2 separate regions of the Homo sapiens genome follow, and region 1 is linked to region 2. The links are chromatin loops, found by intact Hi-C in ENCODE. Cell type or tissue: GM12878. All regions are shown on one strand. Each heading gives the region's core, and the rest is flanking DNA. Links, peaks and the distances in the headings are about the cores only.

The links. A loop is a pair of places that touch in the nucleus more often than their neighbours do. Peaks named below come from ENCODE experiments on the same cell type or tissue, not always from the same donor. Only the 100,000 strongest peaks of a DNase experiment are listed, where the experiment ranks them.
Region 1: a loop joins it to region 2, with 10 times the contacts of the local background. A loop is called at or near these places in 18 of 110 quality-filtered maps.

What each region holds. Positions count from the first base shown.
Region 1 is chr21:36,586,684-36,592,573 of GRCh38, reverse strand. No RefSeq gene overlaps it. Among named protein-coding and RNA genes, the nearest start is that of SIM2, 110 kb to the left of the region's middle. RefSeq lists an enhancer at 2,879-2,928 and a silencer at 3,059-3,118. In GM12878, for the core only: a CTCF peak has its summit at 3,009 (motif pointing right); a DNase peak (open chromatin) is centred at 2,983.
Region 2 is chr21:36,501,251-36,507,140 of GRCh38, reverse strand. It overlaps a transcript of CLDN14 not described here. Among named protein-coding and RNA genes, the nearest start is that of CLDN14, 24 kb to the right of the region's middle. In GM12878, for the core only: a CTCF peak has its summit at 2,720 (motif pointing left); no DNase peak of the experiment used is centred there; H3K27ac peaks cover 1,867 bases.

The sequences.
Region 1 (5,890 bases), core at 439-5,438, 85 kb before region 2:
CTTCCCCATGAAGGGCAGCCGTCAGTGTCCCTCTCTCCCTGCAGAATGGACACATTCAACGTCCCACTCATAGGCAGGTGACAATGTTGTTAGGTGACGAGGAATCCTGGGATAACATGGAGAGAAGCAGGGAGTAGGGGAGAGAGAGCAGGAGGGAGAGGAAGAGAGAGAAAGAGGGAGGAAGACCAAACAGAAGAGAGGAAAGGAAGAGGGCGAGAGAGAAGGAGAGAAGGAGAAGAGAAGGGGAGAGAGAGAGAGAGGGCCAGGAGAGGGGGGAGCAAGCTCACCTAAGACAGGAGCAACAGGACCACCGTTCTGGCCTTGGGCCCAGAGACCAAGTTGTATTTCATGCTGTCTAGGAAATTTCAATGTTTTTCAATGTATTTCAACGTAATTCAATATATTTTAATGTATTTCAATGTTGTCCAGGAAATAAGTTATCTGTCTTTAAAATCATCCCCTTTTTCCTCCTTTTCTCCTTTTCCAAATGTTAAGCATTTCCCATCCCACTGTCTAACAGCAGCTGAGCAGTAACGGTTTGCTCACCTGCTTTAATTCCCTGCAGATGAGCGGAATCTTCCTCGCAGCTCAGATGTGTAAGGAGGCACCCTGGGATGACAGTGGCCCCCCAGTTCTACTGTCTGACCTTGAATCCTTCAGGGCAGATGGGAGAACTTGTGAATTATGTGTCTGTTTGGTGCCTGACACGGAGCCAGGAATGGAGGAGAGCTTCACGAATTCTGAAGTGTGTACACGTGCATTCTCCTCCCACCCCCTTTTTTTGCTGTTGGTGACTCACCCCGGCTGGATCTGTAGTGATGCGGGCTGTGAGGCCTGGTGGGCAGGTGCACCTGACAGCCAGGAGAGAGAGATTCCAGAGATCCCAGTTGGGAGACGTGCACAGAAGACCCGGGCAGCCGGGCTTATGCTAAATAAAATTAGTTCACATTCAAGGCCTCCCTTATTCTGCAGAGGACGTGGCCCAGGTGTGCAGGTGGATTTGGAGGGAGAAGTGAGGGAAGCAGCCCACCGACAGTGAGAAGTGAGGGGTAGGGGCCGGGGTCTGGGGGCTGGCAGGGGAGCCAGGTGGGCGATGGGCCTCAGCCAGTGCAGAGGGGTGTGACCCGCCGAGGCCCCTCTGCCTTCATTTAGACTTTCTAAGGCCAGGCCACCTGCCATACGACCTGGGGTTTGAGCCTGCGTCTGGCTACCCCAAAGGACAAGCAACCAAGGGCTGGAGATAGGAGTGGAAGCAGCAGCCCGGCTCCCCGTTTCTGCTGCTGGGAAGTGGATGGAGCTCTCAGGTGCTTGCACCTTCCCGTAGGCAAGCTCTCCTGAGGAGGAACTCCACACAAAGCAGGACTAGCCGGCAGGCTGGAAGAGAAACCCTTGGATCCACCTCTTGGGTGGCTCTCAACCTGAAGTCAGGACTTGGTGACTCCTCTCGCTTAAAAGGATAATTTTTTTAAGAAGGAGATCATTTTCTTTGCAGGGAAATGGATGGAGCTGGACGCCGTTATCCTTAGCAAACTAACACAGGAACGGAAAACCAAATACCGCATGTTCTCATTTATAAGTGGGATCTAAATGATGAGAACTCAGGAGCACAGAGAAGGGAACAACACACACTGGGGCTGACTTGAGGGGGAGGGTGGGAGGAGGGAGAGGAGCAGAAAAGATAATTACTGGGTACGGGGCTTAATACCTGGGTGGTGAAATAATCTGTGCAATAAACCCGTGATGCTAATTTAACTATATAACCAGCCTGCACACGTACTCCCGAAACTAAAATAAAAGTTAAAAATAAATAAATTAACAGGGCTGGGTACGGTGGCTCAAGCCTATAATCTCAGCACTTTGGGAGGCCGAGGCAGGTGGATCTACTTGAGGTCAGAAGTTCGAGACCAACCTAGCCAACATAGGAAAACCTTGTCTCTACTAAAAATACAAAAATTAGCCAGGCATGGTGGCGGGGGCCTGTAATCCCAGCTACTTGGGAGGCTGAGGCAGGGGAATTGCTTGAACCCGGGAGGCGGAGGTTGCAGTGAGCTGAGATCATGTCTGCACTCCAGCCTGGGCAACAGAGCAAGACTCTGTCTCACATAAATAAATAAATAAGCACCAAAAAAATCTTTTTTTAAATATTGAAATCATGCTCGATGCAAGAGAAGCTGCCAAGATAATCAAAGAGCTCCTGTGTATCTTTTCCTCAGTTTACCCTGATGGCTCCATCTTCTGTAACAGTGGTCCAGTAGCAAAATGAGAAACTTGGCATTGGCACAATGTGTATGCAATCGTTCTAAGTCTTTTTATCACATGTTAAAATTCATGTAACCGCCACTATGATCAAGACACAGAACTGTTCTAGGGGTGACCCCTTTCATAACAAATCTTTTATAACAGCCTTTTTACCATCCTGAAACAAAAACCACAGACGATAGTGCAGATTCCTGTTACATATACCTATCACGACACAGAATCTGAAATGAGAGACATGCATTAAGTACACATAATATATTAAGTGCAATATGAAGGAAATACAAGGAAAGTGGAGGGTTGTAATAAAGTAAAATATATTCAATGCCTAATGTGCTTGAGCACTCACTCTATCTACACTAGAAGACACAATGAAGCCATCAGAAAGAGGCAATTGAAGGAATCCACAGCCACAAAGAGGGGCTGATGCAGGTGTAATATACCGAGGCCTCAAAACCACAGATGCAATTTGTCATGAGACTAAAACAAAGTACAGTAGTTGCATTCCTGGAAATACAGCACAAAATCCACTTTATGTTCCTATGGAGTGAGTTTCCAGGCTCAGACGGTCCTAAGCGGGTTTGTCATTTACCTGAATGGTGTGTGGGGTAAAGGACAACTCTCTACAGAGAGGACAATTCTGGCAGGTCCTGGAGCACCCCTGGCTCCTGTCCCCTCAAGGCCAGGAAGTCCCCCACTGTAATCCTGCCAATCACAAAGGCTTCCTCGAATTTCCAAAATAGCCCCTAGGGGGCAGTCCTGACCCTGCTGAGAACCGCCGGCCTATTGGATACTGAGGCCATGTGCCCGGCAGTGTGCCAGGCTGGGGAGGGAGGAGGGAGGGTCGGGGAGCACAGATGAAACACACATGGTGTCCAGCCCTGTGAAACGTGCCCTCTCATTAGATTCAGGTCACTAGATATAGCAAATGAAAATATTGCACGGGACATGTTTATACTCAATATTATTTGTTGTTTATCTGAAATTTAAATTTAACTGGGTGTCTTGTGTTTCGTCTGGCAGCCCTACTGATAACACAAAGGCCATGGAGACAGGATGGCTGGTGCTGTCCTTGGGGACCAAGGGGACTCGGAGGAGGGGTCTGTAGAAGGAGACGTGGAGACTGTTTCTGGCATGGGAGTGGCCTCTGCCTTTTGCAGGGTTTTACACACTCAGTAGCTCCTGAATGCCCACGCTGATTCAGGAGGTGACATTATTATCCCTAGCTTGCCAGTGAGGCAATTGAGGTGTCAAGAGGCCACATGACTCCCCCAAGACGCATCTCACAGGGGCAGGAGGCAGGTGCCGATAGAACTCTCCCCGTGATGGTCAGTGGAGCCTCCACACTGGGGTGGCAGGGTGTGCTGGGAAAAGCAGTGGCGGGAGGGCAGGCACGGAAAAGCAGTGGCGGGAACCTCTGCCATCTCCGGACAAGGCATCCTCGCAGGAACAACTGAGGTCAGAGGGCTTGGTTTAGGATGTGGGGATGGTCAGCAAATGCAGGCTTAGAAAGTGGTGAAGGTCTGTGTGGCTGCAGAAGCCAGAAACTATCAGGAACGTGGAAAGAAACCTGTTTTATGATTTTTGGGTTTTTCGTTTTGTTTTGTTTTTAGACAGGAGTCTAGCTCTGTTGCCCAGGCTGGAATGCAATGGCTTGATCTCGGCTCACTGCAACCTCTGCCTCCTGGGTTCAGGCGATTCTCCTGCCTCAGCTTCCCGAGTAACTGGGATTACAGGCATGCACCACCACGCCTGGCTAATTTTTGTATTTTTAGTAGAGATGGGGTTTCGCCATGTTGGCCAGGCTGGTCTCAAACTCCTGACCTCAGGTGATTCACCCGCCTCAGCCTCCCAAAGTGCTGGGATTACAGGCATGAGCCATTGCGCCCTGCCAATAAACCTGTTTTAAATCGCAGCACTTTGGGAGGCCGAGGGGGGCAGATCACCTGAGGTCGGGAGTTTGAGACCAGCCTGACCAACATGGAGAAACCCGTCTCTACTAAAAATACAAAATTAGTTGGGCGTGGTGGCACATGCCTGTAATCCCAGCTACTTGGGAGACTGAGACGGGAGAATCACTGGAACCCAGGAGGCAGAGGTTGCAGTGAGCCGAGATCACGCCACTGCTCTCCAGCCTGGGTGACAAGAGCGAAACTCCATCTCAAAAAAAAAAAAAAAAAAAAAAAAAAAAGAGCTGCTTTGCACCAAGGAGCCCGGCCCACCAGGAAGAGAAGGGGATAAGACGCGTGCCCTTGTTCTTAAGAAACATGTGCTGGCCTCCCCTCAGCAGATGCCTCCAGATAAGCCCAGCACCCACAGTCCTGCACACTTGCCTTCCCGGCCCTTCACCACCCACAGGGATGGGAGCAAGGCAAAGACATCATCAGAAGATGCTGTGATAATGAGCCCGACCGTGAGGACCAATGGAGAAGCCCCTGGACCTGGTGAAAGGTTGCCTCCCTCAGGGCTCTTGTCTTCTGCGTTTATAGCTGATTTCTCCCAGACAGGGGTACTCTTCCAGCCATGGGGTGGCAGGGGGCATGGGTCCCCCAGGCACGGAGTAGAAGCCCAAGCTCACGCTCTGAGACACAGGAAGAGCCCAGAGAAGATGCTGGAATCCACCAGCCTGGTTTTAGCTCAGGCGTGTTCTTATTTGTACAGGGCTTACCTGGACTGGCTTTCACTGAAACTCAGATTTAATATCTTTGGGAGATGAGTCCACAATGAGTCATGGAATATTCTTTCAACTAGCAGTAGGAGAGACACTGGCCTAGGAACCAGTGTTTGGTAACTGTTTCCATGCCTATGGGAGCCGAAAGCTGAGTTCTCCCGCTAAGAGCAGGGTGGGACACTCAGGAGACCGTGTTCTGTTCGGTGGGGACCTCGCAGCTTCAGAGTGGGGTGGAGAGCTCAGGAGGAGGTTATCTTCAAATCGCTGGGGAGAGTCAGTAAAAAGTCCTAAAAGGAAAGCTTAGCTGGATCACTTTTCCTTGCTGTCTTGGGAAAATTTAAAAGAGAAGCCAAACCAAATTCATGAAAAGTCTGGGTGCGGAAAGAGATGCAATTGACTTGGGTTAAAAAAAAAGTCAATTTTTCTGATTATAAAAGCATTAAAAATATATGGGACAGGACTACAGCATTAAGCTTGTTGAAGAAGATTTAGAAGAAATATGGAAGAGTAAATCACCATAATCTTGCTACCTAGAACAACTTTTCTGAAAAATGGAAACAAGCTCTCACTATGTTATCCAGGCTGGACTCAAAATCCTGGGCTTAAGCAATCCTCCTGCCTCAGCCTCCTGAGTAGCTGGGACTACAGGAACATGCCACTGCAACTGGCTAGAATAACTTTATTTTTAATTAAGAATAAGTTAAAATAACCACTAACTAAACATTGCCAGTTCAGTTGACCCTCTCTTAGTATATAGATCAGAATGGTTTGTTATTAATATATACATGGTTTATATACAAACAGAGAGAAAGCTGGTCTCTAAAGTTTCTTGAGGACGTTGATGTCTCCTTTCTAGTTTGGCTTACCTATGAATTTCCTTGTTAAACCCTTTTTAAAAATAAATGATATTATGGTAAACTTTATTTTGGTTATTGTTAAGGTAATGCAAAAGTAAGCTGAATG
Region 2 (5,890 bases), core at 496-5,495:
GTGCTTTTTTTTTTTTAAGAGGGAGCATCTCATTCTGTTGCCCAGGCTGGAGTGCAGTGGTGTGATCATAGCTCACTGCAGCCTCGAGCTCCTGGGCTCAAGCAGCCCTTCTGCCTCAGCCTCCTGAGTAGCTAGAACTACAGGTACACACCACCATGCTCAGGTAATTTTTTATTTTCATTTTTTTAGAGACAGGGTCTTGCTGTGTTGCCCAGGCTGGTCTCAAACTCCTGGACTCAAGGAATCCTTCTGCCTTGGCCTCCCAAAACACTGGGATTATAGGTGGGAAGCACTGCACCTGGCCTCTTGTAACTCTTGATGCTCTGCAATAGATACCTTGCTCCCTATTAAATTGATACAATTTTGCTTTTTAAAACGTCAGACCACATACAAGAGTGTGAAGTTAAAAATGAAAGTCCTCCCCGACCTTGACCCTTGGCTCCACCCCCCAGAGGTGATCGCTGTGAACGGCTTTTTGTGCAGCCCTCAGAAGGTCTCTCTGCATGACAGAAATGCATTTGTTCTTTCTTTTTTTTTTTTTTTTGAGACAGAGTCTTGGTCTTTCACCCAGGCTGCAGTGAAGTGGCCCGATCTCGGCTCACTGCAACCTCCGCCCCCCCGGTTCAAACGATTCTCCTGCCTCAGCCTCCCAAATAGCTGGGATTACAGACATCCATCACCACACCCAACTAATTTTTGTATTTTTAGTACAGATGGGGCTTTGCCATGCTGGTCAGGCTGGTCTTGAACTTCTGACCTCAGGTGATCCACCTGCCTTGGCCTCCCAAAATGCTGGGATTACAGGCATGAGCCACCGTACCTGACTGCATTTGTTCTTGTTTACACAAATAGGATCATGCTGTACACACTGCACTTCAACTTGCTTCCTTCACTTAACATTGTGTCTTGGAACTCTTTGCATATCAGTAACTGCAGAAGCATTTAATCTTTTAATGGTGCATACTAATCTGTGTGGATGTACCGTAGTTATGTAACTAATCTCTTATAAAGGACATTTACATTTTATCCAGTTTTATTCTCTCAGAAAGAGCCAGAGAGTATTGAATCCTGTATTATTTATGTCTTTGCTTACTTTAGGAGTATAACTGGGGGATGAATTTCTAGCAGAGAAATAGCTGAGTTGAAGAGTATTCACTGTTTACATTTTGATAGATATTACCAAATGGCTATCCAAAAAAGACACTGACAGTATGCTAGTGTAACAGGGCATTTTTCAGAGAAGACAAAAGCCAGCTCACAGTTACCCATAAATGGAAGTCCACAGTGCCTTACGCCTCCCCTCCATCCAAGCCGGCTGGCTTTGGGTGGATCAAACCAGGAAGGGGTTAACAATGGACCTCTCTGTGTGTTTCTCTTCTGAACCTAAATATGTCAGACTTGGGCAATCCTGAGTGGTTTTGCATTTTCTTTTCACTGTAACCACCTGAGATCCTCTTGTCCCAAAGTCAGTGCTAGGCTGATTGTCTACATTGGGCAGGCGAACTGCTGGGAGTGGCAATGGTGGAATCTCTGAGCCTTTGCAGAAATGTTAGGTTCTGGTGAGCTGCTGACTGTGGGTTCAGAGGCTGGGACTCCCCGAGGTGTTCTGTTCTTAGGATTTCTTTTTAGCTCTCCAGTCATCCTGTCCTTTATCATCTAAGTGCTCCTGTTCTTCAGCCCTTTCTTAGCTGTTTGGTCTACTAGAACATTATTCAGGAGTATGATGGCTTCATCGTCCTGGAATTGCCTCCTCCAGCAGCTTGGGGTGGGCTGTCTGCAGTGCTTCAAAAGCTATCTGGGCTGAAGGGCTATTTTTTAAAAAATTCCAATCTATTATGGACCAATACTTTTGTAAAATACTAAAAGAATTGAATTACTGGAAAAATGAAATATGAAACAAAGACATATGAAATACAATCCTGATTTCTTTTTATTAGATTTAGCAGACGTAAACCTGTTTAAATTTGTTATACAAGTTTTGAGATACTTACTGTCCATTTCTGTTCTCATATAGTGGAGATTGGTAAGAATTTGAGCAGCATTGCTCTAAGCACGTCTCTGGAAGCTTCATGGGCTTCCTTTTGGCCCTAAAGCTTGTATTGTTTTGCTGAAAAAGTGATTCTCACCCAGCAGGGAAAATCTTCCAGATTTTCAGTCAGGGAGGGCCTGGGTCAATGCCCAGGGTTAACACTGGGCTTGGCTTCAAGCTCAGGACCCAGTCCTATCAGCCCAAATTTTCTTTTCCACCCAGCTTTTCCTATCTCTGGGAGCAGTGACTCATGGGTACAGGGTACCATGATCTGCTGTCTTCAAATCAGAAGATGTCATACTCTTTCCTTCAAGTTTTACTTCTTATTTCATTGAAGTCAACATCAGCCTTCCTATCAGTGTTACCATCTCTTCTCTATAACCCACTGCAGACTAGTCATGAGTTACACGCAAAATGTGAAATTTGGGGATGTGGATAAAAGGGAAGCAATTGTTTTCTATCAAGCCATTAAAACTTTTCAGTTTCCTTTTTAAATAATTGTACACTTCATGAGATACTTCAGATAGGTCTTAACACAAAGAAAGAATGAGCCACAACCCCCTAAAATATGAGGTGGTTAAAATATCTTTTGTCTTTAAAGGGGGTGAATTATTTCAATTTTAAATCCTTGGAGAAAATTGGCTTTCAGATTGCCTTTCGGAACCTGAAGTAGCAGGTCACAGCGGCATCTAGTGGAAGTTAATGGTATAACAGTTGGCCTAGACTAAGCAGAAAAAGAGAATACAGTAATTTCAAAATATTGTATTTTTTTCTTGTTTTTAACTTTTTTCTGAGACAGGCTTGAGTGCAATGGCACGATCATAACTCTCTTCAGCCTCAAACTTCTAGGCTTAAGTGATCCTTTTACCTCAGCCTCACAAGTAGCTGGGACTACAGGCGTGCACCACCATGCCCAGGTAATTTTTTTATTTTTACATATAGATGGGATTTTGCTATGTTGCCCAAGCTGGTCTTGAACTCCTGGCTTCAAGTGATCCTCCCACTTTGGCCTCCCAAAGTGCTGGTATTACAAGCATGAGCCACCACATCTGGCCTTTTTAACATTTTTGAAGTTAGGGTGTGACATACTAGATAGCATGTCATAATTTAATGAATCTATTTTCTTTATCAGTGATACTACATCTTACAATTGATGGCATCTTAATTTCATCAAAATATAATTTTTCATATAAAACTTTGTAGGATGCCATTCATTCAGTAACTCAGTAATATTTATTGAGCATCTACTTATACCTGGAAGCTAATGACTTACTGTATGTATTGTATTCATTGCATATATTTTAGTTGTGTTATATTCAAAACTGTTTATTGTAATGCATAATGTAGACATTTATACATTAATGCATTGATATTAATCAGACCTAACTCCATTAATTTAAAAATCCATTCTTGGCTGGTGTATTAGTTCATTTTCATGCTGCTGATAAAGACATACCCAAGACTGGGCAATTTACAAAGGAAAGAGATTTCATGGAAAACTCATAGTTCCATGTGGCTGGGGAAGCTTCACAATCATGGTGGAAAGAAAAGAGGAGCAAGTCATGTCTTACATGGATGGCGACAGGCAAAGAGAGAGCTTGTGAGGGAAACTCCCATTTTTAAAACCATCAGATCTCTGTCACGAGAACAACGTGAGAAAGATCTGGCCCCATGATTCAATTACCTCCCACTAGGTCCCTCCCACAACGCATGGGAATTCAAGATGAGATTTGGATGGGGACAGAACCAAACCATATTAGCTGGGCATAGTGGCTCATGCCTGTAATCCTAACACTTTGGGAGGGCAAGGCAGGTGGATCACTTGAGGTCAGGAGCTCAAGACCAGCCTGGCCAATATGGTGAAACCCTGTCTCTACTAAAAATACAAAAATTAGCCCGGAATGGTGGTGCACACCTGTCATCTCAGCTACTTGGGAGGCTGAGGCAGGAGAATCTCTTGAACCTAGGAGGCAGAGGTTGCAGTGAGCCAAGATTGTGCCACTGCACTCCAGCCTGGGCGAAAGAGTGAGACTCTATCTCAAAAAACAAAAAAATCCATTCTTGTCTAAACCCAGTAGTTCTCAAGCTGGCTGCATGTTAGAACTGTCTGTACAGTTTTCTAAACCATCAGTTCTCAGACCACACTTCTCAGAGATCTGAATTAATTGGTCTAGGAGTGGGGCCCATTCATTAAGAATTTTTCAAAGCTTCCCAAGTGTTCTAATGTGTAGCCTGGGTTGAGAACATTTTCCTTCCTTTAGGTCAGATGGATTCAAGATTACATAGATGTTTTAGTAGTTGGGAAATATAAGTGTTTGGTTTTATAGTAGACAACTCGTATCTTTATTACCATTTATGAATGCAAAGAAACCCTATCTATTAAAGCATTAGTGGATAACACTGAAACCATGATATTTAAGGAAATATTGGCTCCTAAAGACATCCGTGTCAAATACTGTACAATTTGCATTTGATTCTTACACACCCAACATTATTTGAAGTGAACACCATAATAAGATCAGGAATGCTGATGAAGTGTAAAACAGTAGCTGTAAAGTTTACAAGATGTCTCAGTAACATGAAGCCTCTCAAGTGATGTCTATGCACTAAAAGAAAGCAATCTAAGATATCAGTTCCTCGGAATATCCTTTTCATGGCTGAAAGTGAACTCTGCTCATTTCAGGACTGACCCCTAAGCATACTACAGAGATGGCATAATGCTCTTGACCCCCTAGCTGGTCCAGTAGTATAATGTGATACCACATCAGACCTCAACAGGCATAAGAATAGTATTTCATGGGAGCCAGCCTGCAGAAGAAAGGACGCTGTTCATTTCTGGACCCTACCTCTTGCTAACTTTGTAATGTTGGACAAGTTATTAAACTCATCAAATCTGTTGTTTCCTGGTATGCACAATTCGGATAATAATTCTAAGGTTCAGCTATTGCGGATGTTGGAGTTAACATAGGTAAAAACATGCTACTCCTCATGATGGTTCCCTGTGACTGCTTTTGGCTCATTGTGGTGTGTTACAGAATATTCAAGAAAGAATAGCACCATTAACCCCTTCCATCCTGCCTCTTCCAACCTCTACAAACTAGTGTGCAGGGTTTGGGCACTGGGTCTATGTTTAAACAATAGCTTAACGCCTTTTGGGTTCCTTGGATTTGATTTAAAAAAAAAAAAAAGGTCTTTTCAAATTCATAAGACTTTCCATCCAGTGTTTCCTTGTGGCCTAGTAACAAGATCCTAAAATACATTCACTTTTATCTCCCTCCTGCCATCAAAAACAACCCCTCTCGAGGGCCAGGGGCTGGCTGGGAGCCTGGGGTGTGTTCAACTAGAGAAAACCATGGGCCCTTTAATTTAGGGCCAGGCTACTGAAAAGAGAGACTAACAGAGCCTCCCAGTCTCCACCCATCACTGGGTTGAACGTGTGAGTTTGGAGACAGGGGGTGGCGTACCTGTCAAAGCAGCAGAATATCTAGAAGAAAAACAGTAGCGAGGAGATCTTCAAGGAGGAAATTTAGGAGCTTTTGGGCTTGTTCCCTAAAGCCCATAAGTTCTAGTTCAGTTTCATAGTCTCAGGCCCAAATGTCCCACTGACTTCAGGGGGACCTTGTCTGTGCTCTTTGAATGTGACCCGCCCTGGGTCAGATGACCGTCTCCATGTCCCAAAGGTCAGATTTAACCTGGTTTCTACAACTCACACTAATGTAACCCAATCATGGTTTCACTTTTCTAAAAAAAAAAAAAAAAAAAAAAAAAAAAAAAAAAAAGTGAGATATTGACTGAAACTCCCATTAATAATGTATTTCAATGCCCTGCAGATGTGGCAATATAAACAGGCAGTTTTCTTTG